Regions from separate parts of the Homo sapiens genome. Here regions 2 and 3 are each linked to region 1. Evidence: read pairs that join two places in POLR2A ChIA-PET (ENCODE). Cell type or tissue: MCF 10A. All regions are shown on one strand.

Region 1 (5,000 bases):
CCCACCAAAGAAGCCACATTGCTGTGAGGATGTGACAACTTCTGTTCCTCGTGTCACCAGCCTCTTGCAGACAAGCTAACCTCTGGTGACTTGGTAAAGCCACGCAGCTGGGACGGTCCAGCAGTAGGGAGCTCGACGCTGTCCCTAGAGGAAAGATTAGAAATGGTCGTAGCTAAACTTAGCTCTGGATAAGCTGCCTGTAGAAGGAAATGGAGATGGATTTGGAGGGTGGAGGTTGGGAAGGTTTAAAGGGACAGTGACAGGTCTGTCCTGCTTGAGGGATGTGTGTGGAAAGTCTTCACAGGCTCTGGTGCAGTGCTCGTCAGGGACGCCCTGATGTGACGTGGTGCCATAGTCATCTTAGGTCTTTGGAATGAAGAATAGGCTCTGCCCAGAAGGAAGTGAAGCCACGGTGTTGATTTGACAGGCAGAAGGGCCTGGGTGGTTCTCAGGTGCTTACCACAGCGTCCGGGAAAGACCACTGACATTGATTGCTTTGATCTCCTGGGTGATTGGCAGTGAGCCAGTTCAGATCCTCTGACTTGGTGTCCCCCTGGTGTACTGGTAAGGCATTCTATTGAGTCGAGCCTGTGCAGAACACAGCAGGTTGTGGACCTAGGGAGGCAGCGCTGCTGGGAGGCGAGCCTGAGCAGCTCGTGCTGGGGTGTGCCCTCCTGCCTGGACTCTGCACGCGTTGGGTGTGTCTTCAATCTCCACTCCTTCCCCAGGCAGAGGCGGGCGATGGGAAGAAAGCACGTCCATCACGTGGGGCTCTCTTTGTCCACACATCCAAGCTACACATTGCCAACAGAGGCCTTGGAGCTCTTGACCTTCAGTTCCTCAACCTTGACATCCTAGTGTTTTCATATTTTAAAAAATACTTTTAAAACTGAGTGTTCCTGTCATTTTTATGCATTTGTGGTCATGTGACAAAGCCACTGGTGGCTTCCAGCCTACACAGCCTGCTTGGCAGGAGCAGGTGGCAGAAAGCAGGGAGCGGAGCTTTTCAAAGGACCTCAGCTGGCCGTGGGGCTCTGAGACGGGGGCGGACAATCGCATTGGACGGCATCTGCACCCGTTGCAGAAACTGCCTGGAGGGAGCGGCCCAGCCCTAAGGACAGTTTTTTTCATGGCCTTCAGTCTGTGTTTTTTCTCTTTTGCTCTTTTTAAAATTCTGAAGTGTATACATCTCTCTCCTATCCTGTATGACTACAGAAGAGGGTCTGAAAAAATAGGCACAGCGTGAAACAGCATGAACAAACACCTCTGAACCTGCCACTCAGATGAAAAACATCAACAGTAATTCATAAACCCCATGTGAGCCACTACCGCCACCCCAGCGTCACCACTATTCTAGTATTTGGCTAATTATTCCTTTCCTTTTACTTGTCTTTTTACCACCTATTCCTAAACAGTAGTAACTTACCACTTGGGCATGTTATTTAACCACTTTGTCTCAGTCTTCCCATCTGTCACATGGACAGAACAGTAATAACACACCGTGAGTATTGTGAGAATGAAGGTGATATGGGGGAGGCCCTTAGAACAGTGCAGGCACATAGGAAGTGCAAGGTAGGTGTGAGTTCTTACAGCTAGCGCTTTGTTTCCTTTTGCCTGTGTTTTAACTTCATGTAAATAAGGACAGTATAACCATTTTATGACTTATTTCTTCAGCGTTATATTTTGAGATCCATCATGGGGTTTTTATTTTTATTTTATTTATTTATTTATTTATTTATTTATTTATTTATTTATTTATTTATTTTGAGACAGTGTTTTGCTCTGTGGCCCAGGGCTGAGTGCAATGGTGTAATCTCGGCTCATTGCAACCTCCGCCCCCTGGGTTCAAGTGATTCTCCTGCCTCAGCCTCCCCAGTAGCTGGGATTACAGGCGCCCACCACCACGCCCCGCTAGTTTTTGTATTTTTAGTAGAGACGGTGTTTCACCATATCAGGAGGCTGGTCTCGAACTCCTGACCTCAGGTGATCCACCTCGGCCTCCCAGAGCGCTGGGATTATAGGCATGAGCCACCGCGCCCAGCAGAGACCCATCATGTTGATACATGCGGTGATAACCCTCTCATATCCATTCTTCTGTGGTGTTCTATTAGATGAGTAAACTGCACTTGATTATCCACTGAACCAGAGGTGGGCACTGGTGGCTTCCAGCCTAGGGCTGTGACTCTGCTGTTAGGGGCACGCTGCTACACAGGCACCAACCTCTCTAGCACAGGGGTTCCTCCAAGTGTGCTGTGGGGGCCCCCGAGACCCTTTCAGGGGTTCCCCCAGGTTCCTTGAAAGGCTCCCCTGATTAGATCAGGCCCACCAAGATCACCTCCCTTTGGCTTAGCTGAAAGTCGCCCAATCACAGGAGATACGTTCCATCACACTCCAGCTTCCTCCCACGCTGCAGGGGAAGAAATTGCACAGGGCGTGTGTCATTGAGGCTCGTCTTAGAACCCTGACAGCACAGAACACATGAAACTGCTGAGACACTGTCTGCCCTTTACACCCTCTTTCATGTGCAAGCCTGCATTGGAGCTTTTCAGAGGCCACACGACGTATGAGGATGTCATCACTTGGATGGCGAATGAGATAAGTGTTTGCAGAGCCTTGTTTTCTTAAAGTGCTAGGATTACAGTGTGAGCCACTGCACCCGGCCCTAAAGCCTTGTTTTCTTAAAAGCTCTGAGTTTTCATTTCTAATACTGTAAGCATCGATAGTTGGGGAGATGTTGAGTTTTTGGGTTTTTGTCTTTGTTTAAGAATAGGATAGTAAAAATAGAGGGGCTTTCCATAAAGAGCCTGAAGCAACAGCTGCTGACTCATCCTGTTGGTTTTGAGTTAGGGAGTGACTCATCCCCAAGCAAGAGGTTTTCCAGACATTTATTAGGTCTGTAGAGCTTGTGTTCTGTGTTAACCAGGCAGCTACATTTGCAGGGGGAGGGAAGAATCATTCCTTATTATTGCTATTCTGATGTGGGGACAGCGAACAGGAGTCAGAGAACCACTAAGCTATTAAAGGAAAAAATATTTAAGCTGCCATTTAAAAAGTCAGGTTTGAAAAAACACATGTCTTCATTGACTCAGCAAGCGTTCAGTACGTACTAAGTGCAAGAGGTCCCTGGGGCTGAGAATGTGCAGGGAAGATGACATTTTCCTTTATGCTTCATGGTTATTTTGCCCTAAGAAGTACTAAAGGTTTTTTGTTGCTGGATGAAAAGATTACCACCAATTAGCAACTTAAAACGGCACAGATGTAATGATCTCCCAATGTGCTTGGGTCAGCAGCCTGGGCATCCAGAGTTCGCCACGTGCTCTGCTCGGAACCTCGCAGGCTGGTGCACCTGGCCGCGTTCCCATCTAAGGCTTGTCATCCTTTTTCAAGCTCACTGGTACTGGCAGAGTTCATTTCCTTGCAGTCCTCTGACTGATGTCCCATTTTCTTACTAGCTGGCAGCTCCTAGGGGTGCCCTCACTTCCTTGCCACGTGGCTCCTCCTCATAACACGGCTGTGTGCTTTCTTCTAGGTCAGCAGGAGAGCACCTCTTTTAAAAGGCCCACCTGACATGGCGAAACCCTGTCTCTACTAAAACTACAAAAAATTAGCCGGGCATGGTGGCGGGCGCTGCGGTCCCAGCTACTTGGGAGGCTGAGGCAGGAGAATGGCGTGAACCCGGGAGGCAGAGCTTGCAGTGAGCCAAGATCGTGCCACTACACTCCAGCCTGGGTGACAGAGCAAGACTCCGTCTCAAAAAAAAAAAAAAAAAAAAAAAAGGCCCACCTGATTAGATCGGGCCTGCCAAGGTCACCTCCTTTTTTCCCCCGCCTTGGGACAGAGTATCGCTCTGTTGCCCAGACTGGAGTGCCACTGGCACAATCACGGTTCACTGCAGCCTCGAACTCCCCAGCTCAAGAGAACCTTCCACTTCAGCCTCCTGAGTAGCTGGAACTACAGGCATGTGCCACCACACCCGGCTACTTTTTAAATTTTTAATAGAGATGAGGTCTCACTGTGTTACCCAGACCAACCTCAAATGGCCTGGGCTCAAGGGATCCTCCCACCTTGGCATGAGCCACCATACCTGGCCCAAGAGCACCTCCTCTTTGACTAACTTAAAGTAACCAAATCACAAAAGTGATGTTCCATCATATTCTCAGGTCCCTTCCACACTCCAGGGAAAGACAGGGGCGTCTGTCATCGAGGCTCATCTTAGAATTCTGACAGCACAGAAATCTTTTCCTAACCCAAGATCACACAGATCCTCTCCTATGTTTTTGTTTGTTTGTTTGTTTGTTTGAGACAGGGTCTCACTCAGGCTGTAGTGCAGTGGCACGATTGTGGCTCACTGCAGCCTCGACCTCCCGGGCTCAAGAGATCTTCCTGCCTCAGCCTCCTGAGTAGCTGGGACTATAGGCGTGTGCCACCACACCTGACTAATTTTTAAAAATTTTTTGCAGAGATGAGGTCTCACTCTATTGCCCAGGCTGGTCTTGAACTCGTAGGATTATAAATGTGAGCCACCATACCTGACATCCTATGTTTTTTTCAGTCTAGTTTTAGTGATCCAGTTTGAATTAGATTTATATAGGACATAGTTAGAATCAATGTCCTTTTTTGATTTTCTGATCCTCCAAATGAGAGTTTTTTTTAAGTTATGTGCAGATCACCAGTTTTTCCAGCACCATTTGTTGAAAACTTTTCCTTTCCTCATTTGAGTTGCCTTGTCAATTTTTTATAAATCAATTGGCCATATATGTGGGGGCCTGTTTCTGCACTCTCATTTCTATTCGGTTGATCCATATTACTTTTCTTTTGCCGATGATAAACTCTGTCACTTTCTAGCAAGTTGAAAGTTGGTATTATGAAAACGTTGTTCTTCTTTATAAAATGGTTTGTTATTCTGTGGTGTTTTGAAGAGATAAATTTTAAAATGAGCTTGTCAATTTCTACCAAAAAAAATGCCTGCTGGGATTTGTATTGAGACTGGTATTCAATCT
Region 2 (5,000 bases), 1.4 Mb before region 1:
TGCCCGGCCACACCTGTGGAGATGGCGCTTCCCTCCTCTGTGGGGATAGCCCAGCTTCTCCTATGGTGCAGAGCCCACCTGCAGCCCCCTGTCCACCCTGAGCTCTGCCACTCACAGGAGACCCTAACCCTTGCAGACTCAACCCCAGAGAAGGTCGCAAAGGCCCAGGCCGGTGATCCTCCCTCTCCCTGGCGGAGCAGCTGAAGGGCTGGCTCACGCTTCGGGGGAGCAGCTGAAGGGCAGGCCCGTACCTCAGGGCTCTCTCGCTCCCTTCGGTGCCAGCAAGTTGCTGAGCAAGTGGGTGCTGAAGAAAGGCCTCCACTGGCTGCCAGCGTGGCGACCTGGAGGGATCCCAGAGAAGCTGGCTAAGGAGTGAAACTCAGGATGGTGAGAGGTGAGGGAGCCTTTCCAAATGCAGCAGCGGGCACCGCGCGATGCTCCACAACCTTTGTCTACAGTGATGGACGTCAGATGAGTAATACTACCAGCCCGCCACCAAGGTCTCCTGGGCATCTGCCGGGCTGTGCGTGTGAAGCCTGAGCACGAAAGGGAACCCTGGCCTGGGGGCCAGGAGGACACCCATGTGACCGCGGCGGGGGAGGGCCTGGGGGCCAGGAGGACACCCACCGTGACTGCGGCGGGGGAGGGCCTGGGGGCCATGAGGACACCCACTGTGACCGCCGCGGGGTTGGCCTGGCAGGACCTCAGAGTCCCTGGGGCCAGTCTCAGGAGTGAGCTTGATTTTTCCCGCATACATAACAGGGATCCCCTGAAGGGTGGAAACAGAAAGTGAGGGGATGGGATTTGCATTTCACAAGGGTCACCCCAGCAGAAGTGTAGAGGATGGGTGGACACAGGCCCCAGAGGCTTCCCTGAGAGCCCCCGCCCAGAGAAGCCTGGCTAGGCTCGCACCTGTGGGCAAGGAGCCTCCCCGCCCTCCACCCTCCGGCCCAGCATTGATGAGGCTGGTGTCAAGCCCATCCTCCCTCGGGGGCTGTGTCTGCCTAGGGGCACCACAGCTCCATCCTGGGAGCTCTCTGAGAAGCTGCTCCTATCACCCGCCCTTTGGCAAGAGGCTGTCCCGGGATAGCGTATGCTGCAGAGAGCCTGAAGGAAGCCGTGAATTCTGAAATACTCCCTGGCATGGGGAAGGGGTGGGCCAAGCTCCCAGTCAGTCAGCAGTGCCTGTGCACAGCCTGCTGTGGGCCGGGTGCAGCGCATTGGAGAATCCCCCACGGCGGAGGCACCTGCATCCCACAGTCTCTCCACTCTGCACTCCTTGGCGAGGGCTTCTTAGTGCATTTGTGCCTGAAGGGAACGTCTGAAACAACACGAGCTGGAGCCCAGAGGGTGGGATAGCGCCCGGGGAGCCCCCTGCGGACTCCGGATAAAGCTGACTCATCACTCTCATCTGTGAAACGGAGCAACGGTTCCCACCCAGGGGATGGTGACCATCTGTGACCAGCACAGTAGGCTTTCGGCAGATGTTTATCCATCATCCAGGACCGTGTAGACAGCCCTGTACGCAGCACAGCCCACCGGCATCAGTTGGAGAGACTGTGGCCGCAGAAATGACAGGGGCGGCCTGTGGTTTGCACAATGTCATTATCGCGTGATATGTTAATAATTACCCAGGGAGCCCTGGGAACGTCGATGATGAGACAGTGCAGCCTGTGGAGTCGGGGTTGCGACGTTAATTACCCTGTAAACAGGTGCCATTCACTCTTCCCTACAAACACATGTTTTCAAACTGGCGTCACTGAAGCCTTTTAATTTCACTTAATAGGCACTAGGACTGGCTTTATTTGTCACTAGCGGGAGCTGAAACAGCTAGAAGCTGTGCTTTTTTTTTTCTCTCATTCCAACCAACTGTAATTAAAAACTTGGAGCACTTAGAAGAAAGGTGGGACCCATATTGTACGACAATTTTTTCATTCTTAAAAACAGCAAACAGATATTTTCAAGACACTTTTCTGTCTTCCACAGCCACATGTACACCAGGAACAACCAAACACCACCTAAAGCCACCAACTGATTTTATTTTATTTATTTTTTGAGACGGAGTCTCACTCAATTGCCATGGCTGCAGTGCAGTGGCACAATCTCGGCTCACTACAACCTCTGCTTCCTGGGTTCAAGCGATATCCAGCTAATTTTTGTATTTTTAGTAGAGATGGGGTTTCACCAGGCTGGTTTCGAACTCCTGACCTCAAGTAATCCACCCGCCTTGGCCTCTCAAAGTGCTAGGATTACAGGCATGAGCCACCATGCCTGGCCGGCCGAGTGATTTTAAATGCTGAGCATGGGTATCTGTCTGTCTTCTGTTTTTGGTGAAAGTTGCGGGGCTAAAGGCCACAGTGCTGGACACTCGGCTCTCATCTGAGCTGGGCAGCCACTCCCCATTGGGTGTGGAAAAAAGGCAAGTCCTGGCTCGCTTTTTGGGGAAAACCTATGTTGCTCTTTTTGCTGGACTAATATTTAACATGCCTGAGTAACCATGTGAGCCTCAGCCTTGAGCTGCGATTGGCGGTGGGCAGAGCAGGGACGAGCCATTACAATACCCAGGCTCACAGCAACCGCCGCAATAAAACTGCCAGGAATGACTTGACAAGCAACAGCAGGACCTGCACCAGGAGCGCTGCCAGCCCAGCAGCACCGTGCCAGAGGGACAGCCAGCTCCCGGGAGCAAGCATGAATAGACGAAAAGGAGGAAGACGGCGAGGATTTCCAAATCCCTTTACTATTTAATACGTTTCCATCAAAATCCCAGGAGCATTTGCTTTTTTTTAAGAACTTGCCAAAATGATTGTAAAATTCATAGAATGGCTGAGAAATTTTAGAAAACAAAGAGGAATAAGACAAGCCCTCCTAAACATGAAAAAAATGTGTAACAAACTGATGTAAATGAAAGCTTTAGAAGTACTAGGGCAACAGTAAAGATGTCTGTGGAACGAAGGAATGTCTTCAGACAGACTTGACTGTGTGTAAGAATTTAAACCATGATTAAGACGCACCACAAAGCAATTAAAAATCAATAGATGGTTTCGGGGGAAAAAACTTCTCTGGAAACAAATGATCCATTTAGAAGCTCACTTCATGCCAGGCTCCAGAATTAATTCCAGGAGGATGAAAGAGTTTTTTTTTTCTTTCTTTCTTTTTTTTTTTGATGAAAGAGTTTAATGGAAAACATAAAACCATGAAAATTATGAAAAAATATCTGGGTGAATATTTACTTGGTCTCAAAATGGGAAGGAGAGATGCCTCAGATATGGAGGTTTGAGCACACAACCACTTAAACACAATAAAATTAAAGACAAAGTATTTGCCATAGACATGATCAAACATGATATCCCTAATATATAAGAAGCTCTAAGAAATCAACACAAAACACTAAGACCCATTAAAATAAAATGGAGACCAGGCTTGAGAATCCCCTGAGCAAAGCCCATTAAGCCGTGGAGACAACCTTGACCTTGCTGGTTCTGCAAACCTAAACAAAACTTAACCTGGGCTATTTCTTGTAAATGCCCATATTAAAGAAAAATAAAACTTAAGCCCAACCAATCAGAAGCCGCCAACAACTTACTGAGGGCACCTCAGGACGTTGGCTGTAGCAACTAGCTTGAGGACAGATATGCAACTAAAGGCAGATATACAGCTAGTGATATGGTTGGGCTGTGCCCCCACCCAAATCTCACCTTGAATTGTAGCTCCCATAATTCTCACATGTTGCGGAAGAGGCCCAGCGAGAGAGAATTGAATCATGGGAGTGGTTTTCCCCATGCTGTTCTCATGGTAGTGAATACGTCTCACAAGAGCTGATGATTTTATAAGGGGTTGGCTCTCATTCTCTCTTGCCTGCCACCATTTAAGACGTGCCTTTCACCTTCCCCAGCCACGTGGAACTGGGAGTCCGTTCAACCTCTTTTTCTTTATAAATTACCCAGTCTTGGCTATGTCTTTATCAGCAGCATGAAAACCAATACAACTAGGAATTTTCTAACAGTTGAGACTGAAGAAGGCAACAACATACTCTTATCAAGTATTTTCTTTGTCCAGCTCCCACATTCACACCATAAAAACGTTCCCCTTGTGTTCCCTTCCCAGAACCCCAAACCACCTTTGGACTGGTGCTGCCTGATTCATGAATTGCTGTCTGCTCGAATAAACTCTTCTAACATTTTGTGTCTCAGTTTACCTTGTAACAGACCCCCATGCAAAAAATAGCCATGAGCTCTGCAGGCATTTAATCACAGACCAGTCATTTAAAAGCCCATCTAGGAAAATAATAATGAGATACCTTCTTGCCTAATAAACTAGGAAAGATTTAAAAGCAGGAGGAAAGAGGAATGCAACCTGAGCCCTGTATCTGGTCACCGCTGCAGGGTGTCAATTAGCTGAAGTATTTCAAAGGTGAAAAATGTTCATGTCATTGGACCAGAAGTTCTGCTTCTAGCGTTTTATCCCAAGGCAGGCATTGGAGACGTTGGAAAAGATTTGTAACAGTGTTCAGAGTAGCTTCATTTCTAATAGCAAGGTGCTGGACCCATAGTCTTGTGCAAATGTATTGGATGATGGAAAATAATGGTAATAATGCCGTGGGTTAACTATGGAGGTTTACCCCCACATGGGACCCAGCCCTCCCCACTCCCTCAGGTGCCCCCTGCCTCATCCCTGGACTTGGCCCCCGTGCCTCATGTAGCAGCAAGCCCACCTGTCCTCTCTCACAGTCCCTCACACAGACATAACACACCCAACATGCACACAACCCACACTGCAAACACAGTCAAGATGGGTCCCAAGCCCCACTCCGAACCACAGTGTGGCTCTTGAGCCCCTCCTAGGTAGACATGCTGGAGCCCCTACTACTTGCAGCCCCCAGAAGGAGGCTACAGATGCCAGGGGTGGCAATCCCAGGTCTGGCCACTACTAGACCCCAAAGCACAGGGCAAGAACTGGAGAAGGCCCGTGGAGGAGGAGGCTAGGAGGGGCGCCTTCCT
Region 3 (5,000 bases), 830 kb before region 1:
GATTCTGGAGCTACGATAGAGCAAAGTTCTTTATATAAAGCGGTGACATTTACCCAAGCAGGATTCCCACAGCGCGAGTCCCCACGCTTCATCAGCCTGCTGTGCATTATACAAAGGCATGGAAACGAATGTCTGGTAGCAGTTAGGAAAGGAAACAGAACACCAACATAAGTAAACAGAGGGTAAAATCCAGCTCAGGGAAAAATAAATAAATAACCTTCACTGGGCAGAATTCATCAGCAGCAATACACAAACAGCATCATTAAAATGTCGCAAGAATGACGAGGAGGTAGAGAGAAAGAAAAGGGCAGTGAGCAGAGTGATAATTATCTGGACTATTAAAAGACTTAAAGTAGAAGGCGGTTTCTGAAATTTGCACAGGCTAGATCCTTGCATTTTGCAGGGATTCCTTCTCATTTTGCAGGGATTCTGTTATTCTGGAACATCTGAATGTAAGGTGGGGGAGAGGGGAGAAACGGCAATTATATTTTTAAATGGCACATAATCTTTTACGATAGATAGCTGACATTTTATAGTAAGAAATCATTTTGATTTCACACTGTTGGGTGATTCTTATAATGACTTGAGGAGCTCTAAAGAAATAAAGTATCAGCAGGCGGTCAGTCAAACACTAAGAAATTCCTCACTCCACAGGCAGTAATCAGGTTGAAATACTTCCTCCATTACTTCCAAAAATAGAGCTGATAGTGATACAAAGGGCTTCCCAGTTTCAAAACTGTAATTTCCACAAATGGTAAAAATATATTCATTTGTTTCTGTATAGAACTATCTGTAGCCTTGTTTGTCATCTGTATCCGGGCATCTAAGAGAAGTCACCTTTTGTGGAAATTTATTGACCCCAGTCCTCTCAAACTTCAGACACCACCCCAGGTTCCCTGTATCTGATCCTTATGCACTCAAAGTTTGAGAATCACTAATTTAAAGGTTTGCCTCCCATTGGATAAATTTTGCAAGTACTTTAAAAATGAGCTTCATGTTTAAAATGCAAACAAAAGCAATATATGAACACCTCTGCACATATACACACATGCCCCACACGAGTGCAAAGAATACAAATAGCTTCCAGCGGCCATGGGCCCACAGTGATCATTAACACTTCCCACCCATCAACGTACAGCAGACCCACTGCAAATCTACCAAGATATAAACTAAAAAGGCACTGGTCGCATGTTCTTTCAAAGGAAGAGGCCCCAGTGATTACTGCAATTTGTTTTTCTGAATGTCAATGTGAACAGCCAGTGCAAAATATTTCTTTAATTTTATGACTTTCACAACGTGGCCAAAGCCGAAACCTCTGTGCAGACACATAAAGGACATCCAGGCAGGAATTAATAATGGGAAGGTCTCCCCTAGGCGGCCAGTGATCCTTCCCAGGTCAATCAGATGAAAGTACTAAATTAACAGCTAGGTCATGCTGTGCCCTGCAGGCTCAGAGCAGTTTAAAAAGGGGCTACTGGGAGGTTTCAAAAACTTAGGTCCTGGCACTCAGTATTATGACACTGCAAAAGGAAAAAGGTAATCCTTATACTAACTGCCATCTGACACATAAAAACATTAAAGATAAAGGTTAACACCTTGAACTGCCTACAGGTTGATAGGAGCTGCCTTCATCAGAGTATCACAACCTTAAAGTTAAAATGTTAAAATACAGGAATCTACCTTTAAACAAATAATATGATTAAAGAATGATTATCATATAAACCGTTGTTCTTAACTTTGCACATTAGGATCTCCTGGGGAGTTTTTTAAAATGCTCTACCAGCCTGGGCAACATGGCAAAACTCCATGTCTGCAAAAAATACAAAAATTAGCCACGTGTGGTGGCACATGCCAGTAGTCTCAGCTACTTGGGAAGCTGAGGCAGGAGGATCGCTTGAGCCTGGGAGGTCAAGGCCACAGTAATCTACGATCATGCCACTGCACTCCAGCCTGGGGGACAGAGCAAGACCAGGCCTTAAAAAAAAAAAAAAAAAAAAAAGTGCTATACTCAGCCCTCACTGCAGACCCATTAAATCTAAAGGTCCAGCAGTGAGGCTCTGTTATCAGTATTTTTAAGGTTTCCCTTGTGAAGTAAATGCGCAGCTAAGGATGAGACTATTAAAAGGAACTGGAGGATACCACATACAGTTATTTGAAATTTGCAATCTTCCCCAAAATATCTTTAGACTTTTCATTTTAATTAATAGATTTCTGTTGCCCAATGCAAGGAATTACTGTGATTTAGTGATTTCAAACTTATTAGCATTCACATTTTGGAAGCTAAATGAAATATCTTAAATCGTCAATTCACTTGTTGGTATAGTTTGTCATTAAATTTGTTACATGATGTAAAACTAAAAAATCTTTGTTCTGCAGAGTTTGATTTTCCAATTTATCCATAATTTGTCTTTGCTATTGTATTTTGTCTATAGTATTATTCATTCACACTTCAAAGCAAAAAAAAAAAAAAAAAAAAAGGAACAGGAAAGGAGGTGAAAGTTGAAATATACCCATTTCTTTACATCAAATCCACTAAAATTCAACTTCTGCTCCAGTATCCGTAACAGAAAACTGAAGAAACATAAAGAAACTGAACCCAAAGGTTTGGGAGCACAGCCTGAGGCTACCTGCTATAAGCTTTACATTCCAATTTTAGTTTTCCATTTTATAAGTCTGTAATAGTGTATCATCTATCCCCTAACACATACGTATTTACACTAATAGGAAAACTAATTTTCCAATCACTGTAACTCTCACGTATATCCTGGCCTAGCACCCTGTAAAGAGCTCAGGAAGCACATGACTCAGGTCAAGTGCAGGCTGTGACATGCACAGCACAGACTCTGCATAACCTCAATATTCCATCTGTTATTGCTTATTACTTGGCTTATTCCTCACAGTCTGGGTATTATGCAAATATTATAACTGTCTTCTGATATGGTTTGTCTGTGTCCCCACCCAAATCTCATCTTGAATTGCAGCTCCCATAATCCCCATGTGTCATGAGGGACCCAGTGGGAGGCAATCGAATCATGGGGGTGGTTTTTTCCCATGCTGTTCTCATGACAGTGAGTCCTCAAAGATCTGATGGTTTTATAAAGGGCAGTTCCTCTGCACATGCTCTCTTGCCTGCCTCCATTTAAGACGTGTCTGTACTCCTCCTTTGCCTTCCACCATGATTGTGAGGCCTCCCCAGCCATGTGGAACTATGAGTCCATTAAACTTCTTTTCTTTATAAATTACCCAGTCTCAGGTATTTCTTCATGCAATATGAAAATGTACTTCCAAAAATGGTGCTCACAGCAGCCAATAGTAATATACGCAAAACCTAAAAGACATGGGGAGGCGCCATGGAGGTGGTGCTGGTGCACGGGAAGAGTCTGTGCACTGACATCAAAAGACCCACACCACCTGTGAAATAAGTACTGATGTCAAAAGGCCCATGACAACTGGGAGATCAGTACTGACGTCAACAGGCCCACGCCAACTGTGAGACCAGTACTGACGTCAAAAGGCCAACACCACCTGTGAGATCAGTACTGACATCAAAGAGTCCGCACCAACTGTGAGATCAGTACCAACGTCAAAAGCTCCACGCCAACTGTGAGATCAGTACTGACGTCAAAAGGCCCACATTAACTGTGAAGTCAGTTTCCAAATCTCTAAAAAGGGGGTAATAATTTCTCCCTGCTGAGTTGCAGAATTGACTTGATGTCCGTAAAACAGCTGTTAGCTAATATTGATCTAATATGAATACAAATTATCTCCTGTCCCCACATCTGATTCACTGCTCCATGTCAAGATACTAAAATCCTAAATAAAAAAGCAGCTTCTTTTGTAGTATATAACAACTTTGATCTCATTTTTGATAAGCCAAAACACATAAAAATGACTATGAAGAGAAAGGAAAGCAGAGTAAATCCAATGCTTTGATTCTTTTATTTCCTTTATTTGGATCATCCAAAGTAGTGATGCAAAGTAGCTTTACACTTTTATCAATTTTCTCACATATAATAAACTATTTTATTCTAGAACTGATAGCAAGGAGAAACTAAATCAACCCAATACAGATGTTGATAAAACCTGCTCAATTTAAAATAATTCCATCAGTGAGGTGCCCAAAAGGTCTCCCTAAATCTTTTCCAACATCTTTCTCACACTTAACATTAAGCCACTGACTGAAGAGACTTTCATCACCTCAACAATGAATCTAGGAACGCACCCTGCAGGATCGCAGGACCTGGCACCTGTCCAGCACATTCAACATCCTCTCACACCTCACAGAAGAAAAACTAAACACTTCGAGCTGGGGGCTTTCAGAGGTGAATTTTCTGAACCAGAAACTTTGTGTCTGTTGTTTTTTGTTTCTAATCTGACATAAACTGCAACACAATTTAGCATAGCCTTTACTCATTAGTATACAACTAAAAGACTGTTGTAAACAAACTTAATAAATATCTGCAGACTAAAAATAAATGCTTCTGAAAATATAACGTTATTAATCTGATGTTATAAATTTCATAGCTAGGCTTTTCACCAAATCCCTCTTGACCTAAGTAACAGGTATGTTTTGCTTGAAGAAACCTTATATTTGACTGACAAATCAGATTATAATAAGTCACTTAATTTCTCTGTAACTCAGCTCCCTTACCTGTAAAACGAGAATGGCAGAATACAGGGCTCGTAGATCCACCAAAGATTGACCTAGGATTCCTTGAAATGCTGAACATCCCTACTACATTTGAAATAAGATTCAATTTACAAAGAATTGATTTACCCGCAGCTTTTCAAGAGCAAGCCTGTATTGGCATAGACATAAGTCTATTGGATCAATGAACCATCCAACACATGTTTACTGAACATTTAGTACATGGAAGGCAATTGTGTCAGCTACTGAGAACACACAGGAGAAGATCTGGCCCCTGCCCTGGAGCAGCTTACAATTTAGATGTGGAGAGCTGATGTCTACCCATGGAAAGCTAGATAACACTCAGGAAAGG

The links. Peaks named below come from ENCODE experiments on the same cell type or tissue, not always from the same donor. Only the 100,000 strongest peaks of a DNase experiment are listed, where the experiment ranks them.
Region 2: POLR2A ChIA-PET joins it to region 1 with 9 read pairs; 1 of 35 experiments calls an interaction of 5 or more read pairs at or near these places.
Region 3: POLR2A ChIA-PET joins it to region 1 with 7 read pairs; 1 of 35 experiments calls an interaction of 5 or more read pairs at or near these places.

What each region holds. Positions count from the first base shown.
Region 1 is chr7:2,755,906-2,760,905 of GRCh38, reverse strand. The region is part of intron 2 of GNA12 (G protein subunit alpha 12); the gene reads left to right. It also overlaps a transcript of AMZ1 not described here. Among named protein-coding and RNA genes, the nearest start is that of AMZ1, 70 kb to the right of the region's middle. RefSeq lists an enhancer at 2,629-2,918. In MCF 10A, a CTCF peak has its summit at 170; DNase peaks (open chromatin) are centred at 2,525, 2,835 and 3,365.
Region 2 is chr7:4,186,845-4,191,844 of GRCh38, reverse strand. The region is part of intron 35 of SDK1 (sidekick cell adhesion molecule 1); the gene reads right to left. Among named protein-coding and RNA genes, the nearest start is that of FOXK1, 490 kb to the left of the region's middle. RefSeq lists enhancers at 927-1,807, 4,489-5,000. In MCF 10A, no CTCF peak of the experiment used is centred here; a DNase peak (open chromatin) is centred at 2,534.
Region 3 is chr7:3,587,778-3,592,777 of GRCh38, reverse strand. All of the region lies in intron 1 of SDK1 (sidekick cell adhesion molecule 1), which reads right to left. Among named protein-coding and RNA genes, the nearest start is that of SDK1-AS1, 240 kb to the right of the region's middle. In MCF 10A, no CTCF peak of the experiment used is centred here; DNase peaks (open chromatin) are centred at 2,817 and 4,237.